Regions from separate parts of the Homo sapiens genome. Here regions 1 and 3 are each linked to region 2. Evidence: chromatin contacts called from ENCODE Hi-C data. All regions are on one chromosome and are shown on one strand. Each heading gives the region's core, a stretch centred on a gene start or an enhancer-like site at or near the end of the contact. The rest is flanking DNA. Distances are from core to core; before and after follow the strand shown. Region 1 overlaps B4GALT6 (beta-1,4-galactosyltransferase 6). Region 2 holds the start of MAPRE2 (microtubule associated protein RP/EB family member 2). Region 3 holds the start of B4GALT6 (beta-1,4-galactosyltransferase 6).

Region 1 (2,823 bases), core at 1-2,500, 3.4 Mb before region 2:
CTTTGCCAAAAAATAAATAAATAAATAAAAGTTCAAATAACATGCTGCATAATATAAACATTTGCACCCAGGTGCACATGACCTGCTCCTGCTGCACTCAAATCATGTGGTTTTTATGACTGTATTGTAACACAAGTAAACAGTTAAGTCAAAATTAGATGACGACTTACGCATATAAGGCAGCTTTTCTGGACAGGGGAGGTATGGTGAGTATGTGAAGTTTTCCGGGAGATACGTTGTTGTTTGAACAAGATAATCACTTGAATTATTGCCTTCGGGATAATCTTGGAAAGAGAGAAAAGAGTTACAAAAAAAAAAAAAAGGCCTTTTGCTTTCTCCCTGGAATGAAATACGTCACTATCACTGGGAGAAAACTACAATATACAATCTACAGAAGTACTTAAAATCAATTATCTTTAAGGAACTAGAGAACAGCAAACTGCTGCGGGGAACAGACCTCTCAGCATGATTTCCCAAGAGACATCTAGAGAGCAGCACACCCTTATCCTTGCACACAGACATGGCAGTCCCACTTGCAACCATGTGAGAACACCTGCTCCCGTCCCTCCCCTGGCTGAGCCCGATCTACAGGGAGTGTGAAAGTACACCAGGGAATCCCCTCCACTATGGCACAGCCAGGGGTGTTCCAAACCGCTGCGTGCTGCTACTAGCATCCACAGAGCAGAGGGGTGGGAGTAATGTTTTCTTACCACCTCACACTGTAGAAACTGAGATTTACCCACTCAACTTACTTTTGTAATACAGCTCATTCTAAACCTTTAAGTTAGTCATTCCCAGCCTGTGGGCTGCAGCCCCGGGGGAGCCCTGGAGCTATTATTACATTAGGTCCATTATCTTTAGAGTCAGCAAATTAAACTGCATACAGGGCACCAAAGTCAAATGCCTGAGTTCAAATCCTTGCTCCAACACACTGTAGCTGTGTGATACAGGGCAGGACACGATGTAGCTTGCCATCTATGCCTACTTCATACTGTCATTTTTAAACTTCAATAAGACAAAATGTGTAAGGTGCTGAGAACAATCCCTGGCCCATAGAAATAGCTAATAACTGTAGCTATGAGCGATTAGAGATGAGCACCTGACCCACGAGACAGTCACAGGCTCAGGATTTTTGAATGTGGAACCAGAGAGATCACATTTCAGTCCCTTTCTGGAGCAAAGTTCTGAGACGCAAATCTAGAAACCATGACACACAGGTTTCCTGCTATGTAGGGAAGCTGGCCTAAGAGAATGACATCAACATGCAATGAGTGAAATGAGAGACGGAAACAGCTCATTAAACTACCGTCTGTCTCCTGGATCACAAACAATGTACTACAGAAAGTGAAACTCTAGCAGACACTTTAGGAAAATGTGAAGATATTCTTTGAATGTTGAGTAATCTGCTCCAATGAGAGACAATGTAGAAGCTAAACCCTCTGACCATAGGGAAATGAGAGAATCCTGCGAATTAGATAGGAAGTATGTGAGAGGAGCCAAAGAAAACTAAGCACCTCCATTGCACACCTTTACCTAACATCAATATTCAGTCATTGTCACAATGGAGTTGGTGGGGATGCTGCCTAGGAGTCAGGACAGTACTTCAGGGCAGAGACTCACGCCACCTGCAAGACTGCTGAATGAAAGAGGCCCTGCCACGGCTGCTAAGCAGAGGGTGTTGGGACGGGCAAAGGTTCCAGGCTGGGTATCAAGGAGGAAACAGAAGCCACAAGAGAAGGTCCAATTCCAAAGAAGTGCTTGGAAACCCCAGTTACAAATTTCACAGGGCATCAGTAAGGTGTTAAGGTAAATGCATTCCCAGAAAACCCCAACATAGTAGAGATCAATGATGGTACAACTGCTAAGGCCTATCCTACCAGGAAGTGGGAAAGCCCCAATGAGACAATCCTCCCCACTCTCCCTGGGCGAGTGCTGGAAAGTGTCTGACAAGGAAAATCTTCCAAATAACAAGGGGAGGAGAAATTCAGTGAACATTAATTGTTTTGTATGCCCAGTGACACCCCAAGACCACAGACACTACACTGGTAGCCCATGCTCAATGTATTCCCCATATGTCTAAAAGATTTAAAGATACCAAGCAAAAGCAAGTGTAAGGAAGTCCAATAAAGTTCTGATTCTTTTCCTTTTTTTTTTTTTTTTTTTTTGAGACAGGATCTTGCTGTGTCACATAGGCTGGAGTGCAGTGGCATGATAATAGCTCACTGCAGCATTGACTTCCTGGGCTCAAGTGATCCTCCTAGCTCAGCCTCCCAACTATTAATAGCTGGAACTACAATCATGCACCACCACACCCAGCTAATTTTGTATTTTTTGTAGAGACAGGGTCTTGCCAGGCTGGTCTCCAACTCCTCGGCTCAAGCAATCCTCCCACCTCAACCTCCCAAAGTGCTGGGATTACAGGCGTGAGCCACCATGCCTGGCCTGATTCTTTAAATATATATATCTACATATATACCAAAATTCTTGTTTTTTTCTTTTTGTTTTTGTTTTTAAAAAAAGGGCTTCTCTCTCTATGGGGACTCCTACCTTGCTAGTGGTAGCAGCAAGTGCAATAAGCATGAATTGGGTTTCTGTCACTCCCACCAAAACTGCTTAAGATTACTATTGTTATGAGTTTTGTGACAGTGTCTAGTCAAGTTCATTGATTTACACCTTAGAGTTACTTATTTATCTTCAATATTCCTGGAAAGGAAGATAAGGCATTCTTATTTGAGGGAGACAGTAACAGTAAGAAAAGAAAAAAAAAAGAATTCTTAAAAATAAGTTTGCCAAAATTTAAAAAATCAAATCAAAGCATTGTAG
Region 2 (2,700 bases), core at 153-2,652:
CTGAGCAACTCGGTGAAACCCTGTCTCTACTAAAATACAAAAATTAGCTGGGTGTGGCGGCGTGCGCCTGTTATCCCACCTACTCAGGAGGCTGAGGCAGGAGAATTACTAGAACCCAGGAGGCGGAGGTTGCAGTGAGCTGAGATTGCGCCACTGCACTCCAGCCTGGGTGACAGAGCGAGACTCTGCCTCTAAAAAATAATAATAAAAAAAAAATCTCTCCTCTCTGGAGGACAGTACTGAACATATGCAGGGTCTTTTCAGTTTATAATCTAATCCGTAGACTGCACAGTGCTAGCAATTCTGTTCACAGTTATCTTTTCACAACAGTCATCTTGGAAGTACTTGATTCTTACCTTGATTTATAATATTTATTGAGCTCACATTACAGATCATTACTGTCCAGTCACATTGATAAAACCATGTCACTTGGAAGCTCCAGTTCACCACTCCTAGCTGTGTGACCTTAAGCAGTTTACTTAATCTTACTAGTTTACTCATCTTTAAAATGGGAATAATAATAGTATCTGTCACATAGCCAATATATTTGAAAGCGGTATTGCAAGGATATAGAACAGCTTGAATGTTAAGCACTTTCAAATACTAAGTGAGGTGATCACTTTTGTAATTCAAATGGAAATAGAATAAATGTCAATGAATTAATGATCTGTATCAGGAGGCAGCATAAAGAATTTGAATTGGAGGGTTTTGGGTAACTGGTAAAATGGTGGTTATCTTTTTTTAAAAGAAAAACCCTCTTTGGGGATTCCTTTGTACAGATGATCTCTTAATTTGCCATCTTTAATCCTCACATTATTAAAGGCTACATTGATTAGAAGGAAATACAGCTTCCTTGTAGGTTTTTAGCTTTTTGGCTTGTTTTTGGGGAGATGGTTGCTGCTATTTGGAGAAAGGGAGAAAGGCAGAAATTTTAACCTTAGTCTGATACCTTTTCTACAAGCTGGCCACCAGGTCCTTTTTAGGTTTTTCTGAAACCTGACCAAGTTTAATTGTCATGGCATAAAAACTTGGTATTGAAGGAGTTAAAGGGTCTCCCACACCCCTTTGCATGAATCGTTCTTTTGTGTACACAGCTGCAGTGGCAGCACGGGTCGGAAAGGAAATGGTTAGAGGAAGAGCTGGTTTTCAGACAAGGCGAGTCTGCGAGGGGGGCTGCAGGGTGGCCTGGGGTTTTACATGCCAGATGTAGGCCTGCCCCGGTGCCTGCCTGGAGCTGCTGGCGTGGTCACGCCGCGACCCTGTGCGAATTGAGGCGAGGTGATGAGTTAGCGGGTTGCCATGGCAACAGGCTGGCCACGTGACCAGGGTGCTGCTGCCGGCGCTCTGACGTCAGCTGCCAGAGGGCGGGGCCGCAGGAGGGCGGGGCGCGAGCGAGAGCTGGGAGAAGGCAGTGAGCGAGCAGGCGGCAGGCACGGTCCGTGCGGAGCAGGCGAGCGAGCGGGAAGACGCAGCCACCTTCCTCACCAGCCAGCCCACAGCGGTTTGTTCCCCTTCTCGGGAGTGCGCCAATGCCTGGGCCGACCCAAACCCTGTCCCCAAATGGCGAGAACAACAACGACATCATCCAGGATAATAACGGGACCATCATTCCTTTCCGGAAGCACACAGTGCGCGGGGAGCGTTCCTACAGGTAATGGGGCTGGCACGAGAGCAGCGCCGGGGACCGCCGTGAGGGCGCGCGGAAATCCAGCCCGTTATATAATGGAGCAGACACTGCCTGCGACCCCTGCTGCAGGCATGCATTTGTGAAGGCGGTTGTGATTATTTGGTATCTGTTTCCATGTGTCATGTTGGGTTTGCATTGAGGCTCCGCGACTGCAGATGGAAAGCATTTTGTGAATAGGTTTGCTGCCTTCGAGGGGTCTCCCTCCATCTCTTTCCTTCCACACTGATAAAAATGCATGCTGTTTTCCCCCGCTGTCCAAAGGGAGACAGGCAGTAGCACTTCCTTTCCTCCTTCCCTTTTAGATTTTAAAGGAGCCATTAGGTAGCAGTGCCAAAAGGCAGAAAACGGGAGGGTGGGGAGAAAAACGTTTGCGCTTAACCTGGAGAGTGTGCAGGAAAGATGGAATCCTCTAGATTAAGCTGCAGTCTGTGATGTTAAACCGCCAGATTGATGGAGCTTTGTAAGAATTCTGCTCGCTGATTGGTGCAGGGATTGACAGCAGAGGTGATAGTGTCAGACATTCACCAAAATTTTCTCCATAGAACCCTAGGTTTATTAGAAAGAGACTGGACTGCAAAGGACTTGAAAAAAACTGGGCGCTGTTATGCATTTTCTAAGGAGTTTATGGCCACCGCTTGGGTGGGGGAGCCTTTCCTTCTTATTTACAGTAGGAAGGTGATTCCTGGTCTTTTGCTGAGGTCTGTTTTGAGGATGGGACTGATCTTGGTCATTGTATTGTGAGCCTTTTGATTAATGAGTTGGCCTGTACGGTTGGCATCATTTTTACATTAACATATCTGGCAATATGTTCCAGTAGATAAGCTCATTAAAATTGTTTGCATTGTTTGATAAGGATAACAATGTAATGGAGAATGCAGCTAGAGTCTTATGCAGCTCAAGGCCAGACTTGAAGGGAGACTGATAGCTTCGGTCATATTTCCTCTGAAGTTCTTTTGTACTGGGGTAGTTATTTTTAAATGTTACCTTGATAAACGCTAACAATGCTTTTGCTT
Region 3 (2,794 bases), core at 144-2,643, 3.4 Mb before region 2:
TTTCCATCTTCCTTCCCTGCTGCAATTCACTGCAATAATCTACTACACTCAAGACAATGCCCTGATCATTCCATCTGAAAATTCTGCAGGTGTTTTCACTCTGTAAGGGGCATTACATTTTTAGCTAACTCGGAACAAAGAGCACTGGCTCAAACGACCACAGTGTGTAAGGAGAAATGAGAGGAGATGCTCACTGTTACTAAGTAATTGAACATTAAATACGTAATAGCCAGGAAAAACTCAGAAAAGTTTTGGAAATATGACATATTTTAATATGCATGTGAAGTTCATAATTCTCATTCACTAGAATTAACGCCGCATTGGCTCCTTTTCAACAAATGGGGGACGAGGAATTCGGATATTTAATAAAGAAGTTAATTCAAGCAGTTTTACAAAAGTGTATTTTGCACCAAAGGCCAAAAAATGATAAACCGGTTAACATTTTAAACTACAAGTTCCCTTAGATAACGGTTATTTTAATCACTATTTTCTCAGAAGTCATCCTAACAGGTAGCAAAGGCAACGTACCCTTGAAAATAACACCCAAGCAGACTAAAATAATGGAGCATTGTTTTTACAAGACAACTCATCGCCTTAAAATTCCCCAAGTATGGCACAAAAAGAATGGGGTCCACTGACCCCATTCTAAAAAAGCGACCTAGGACCCTAGAAAACACACATTGTTGGACTCAATCACATTCCCTGCTGCTGGCTCCTCCATATTTTTACAACCAGTTATTATACCCGAGAGTGTTTGAATAAAACTACGATTAAGCACTCAGTTTAGGCTTAAAGACTTAACATTAAATGGATAAAGCTGTCATGAACACTCAAGAAAGCGACTAGGGCATCCCGGGCCATCACACTAATTTTGCTACGTCTATTTAATGCAATCTTTTACGTTATTAACAAACATGCATTAACAAAATGCATGCATTAACAAAACTCACATACCAAAGCCATGCCCTGAAGCAGTTTGACACGTCTGAAATAACATTTAAAACAAAACGCTTTTCTGCGGGCCCCTGTTTGAACAGCTTCCAAATCCCAGAAGTAACATCGGATAACAGCCTGCGCTGGCTGTGGTGTGACCAGGGGAAGCGAGGGTGTGTCTCGGTGCTTACCGATGCCTGGGGCCACATAGATGAAGTACAGACAGGACGAAGAGAGGGAGAAGAAGAAGATGAAGGCGAGGAGAGAGCGATTGGAAACCCGCATCATCCGCCTGAGCACAGACATCTTCCTCTTCCCTGCCAGCAGCCCAGGCTGCGCTCTCAGGCCGGACTCGGGGCCACTGTCCAGGCCCTAAACTTCCATAAATGTGCTGAGAACCCCGAGACTGCAGCGGGGTCCGCGCGGGGAGGCTCTGGGGAGAGGGCCCGAGCGGAAAAGAGGAAATGGGAGGGAGCGGACGGAATGAATGGGAGGCCAGAGAGTCGGGGGAGGGGAGGCGCGGAGGCCGAGGGACAAGAGGTGGAGGGGGGAGAGGGGACTGGGGGCTAGGGGCCCGGGGACGGCAGGACGGAAGAAAGCCGGGGAAGGGCGAGGAGGAGCGTTTTCTCCGCCAAGCAGCGGCGGGAGGAGGGGCTGCAGGTGGGAGGAGGCGCAGGCTGCGCGCCGCGGCGCCCCTGCGGAGAGGGGCAGCTAACTGCAGCACGCCCGGCTCCGCTGCCCGCGCCCGGCGGGGTCCCGCCGCGAAGCCCCGTGCTTAAGGTCCGGGCCGCCCGCGTCCGCTCGGCAGGCCCTGCGCCGCCTCCTACTCCGGGCCGCGGCGTCTCCTGCCTGCGCGGGGCTAGCGTGGGCGCCGGGGCCGCAACCAGCGCGCGCCACGCGCGGGGGCCCGCGGGGGCCCTCGGGGCCGAGGAGCTGGGCGCTCGCCTGCACCGAGCCGCCTCCTCATGCCGCGCCGGGCCCCGGCGCCCCGCGGCCGCCGCGGGAGCTGAGCACAGGCCAGGGCGGCGTCCCGGCCAGCGACGAACGCGCTCCGACTCCGGCCGCCGCCAGCTGCCTGCCTGGCCGCAAGGGCGGCAGCGGCATTACCGCCGCGCGCCCGGGGTGAGGCGCCCCCGCCGGGCCCGCGGACACCAGGCGAAGAGCAACCGGGCGACGCGCGCTGCGGGCAGAGCCGGGGAGCCGGAAGAGCAGAGGCCGAGCGCCGTCGGAGCCGCGTCTGGTTGGAGAAAGAGGCGGACGTGAAGGGGCGGGGGAGCCGCGGAGGAAAACCGGGACCGGCGGGAACGTCTCGAGACCCCTGCGCGCTTCGCGCGCTCGCTCGGAACTCGGCAGGCGGCGCTGCGCCGGGCCCCGAGGAAACCTGGAGGTCCCCGCCCTCCCCGCGCCCGAAACACCGCGCGTCCTGATAGGCCCGCGCCCAGCAGCCCCCTCCCCGCGCCCGCCGCACCGGGGCCCCACCGCCTCCTGCGTCACCGCCGCCCCCGCCCGCCCGGGGACCCCGCGGTGACCGCGCTGCTGGGGGTTGAGGGACGCGTTGCGAGCCCCGGATACATTGTACCCTGGGGGTACATAATGAAGGATGCTGTACCTGAAAGGAAAAGGGCATCTCCAAAAGGGGACTTCGCGGGTGGAATTTCCTTCCAAAATCCTCGAGGAACAAGGTGTATTTCCGACCTGGATTAATGAATCCCCCCTCCTATCCCGCACTTCCTGTGGAAACAGTGTCAGGATGTGGCGCGGACCTATGTGCGTCCCTTATACCAGGACTTGCCTTCAACGCTGAAGGTGAACCCTGGGTCATCCTCGCTGTATTCAGGCGGCGCTGCAAAGGCTTCTGGGC

What was found. A loop is a pair of places that touch in the nucleus more often than their neighbours do. Pooled maps may share reads with other maps.
Region 1: a loop to region 2 is called in a map with no recorded cell type, with 6 times the contacts of the local background. The contact joins the enhancer-like site here to the promoter of MAPRE2 in region 2. A Hi-C loop is called at or near these places in 4 of 37 single-sample maps with no recorded cell type and 6 of 50 pooled maps.
Region 3: a map with no recorded cell type shows a loop between it and region 2 (5-fold over the local background). The contact joins the promoter of B4GALT6 here to the promoter of MAPRE2 in region 2. A Hi-C loop is called at or near these places in 2 of 37 single-sample maps with no recorded cell type and 2 of 50 pooled maps.

What each region holds. Positions count from the first base shown.
Region 1 is chr18:31,657,806-31,660,628 of GRCh38, forward strand. It overlaps B4GALT6 (beta-1,4-galactosyltransferase 6), which reads right to left. Exons shown (of 9, transcript NM_004775.5): 3 at 171-284. Among named protein-coding and RNA genes, the nearest start is that of B4GALT6, 25 kb to the right of the region's middle. RefSeq lists enhancers at 939-1,068, 1,569-1,728. Within about 2 kb of position 1,251, at least 8 of the 41 ENCODE cell types and tissues checked have a DNase peak (open chromatin) inside an H3K27ac peak, as active enhancers do.
Region 2 is chr18:35,040,011-35,042,710 of GRCh38, forward strand. MAPRE2 (microtubule associated protein RP/EB family member 2) reads left to right here and starts at 1,403. Exons shown (of 7, transcript NM_014268.4): 1 at 1,403-1,651. The coding sequence starts at 1,530. RefSeq lists an enhancer at 1,363-1,512.
Region 3 is chr18:31,683,188-31,685,981 of GRCh38, forward strand. B4GALT6 (beta-1,4-galactosyltransferase 6) reads right to left here and starts at 1,394. Exons shown (of 9, transcript NM_004775.5): 1 at 1,125-1,394. The coding sequence starts at 1,239. RefSeq lists a silencer at 1,491-2,530.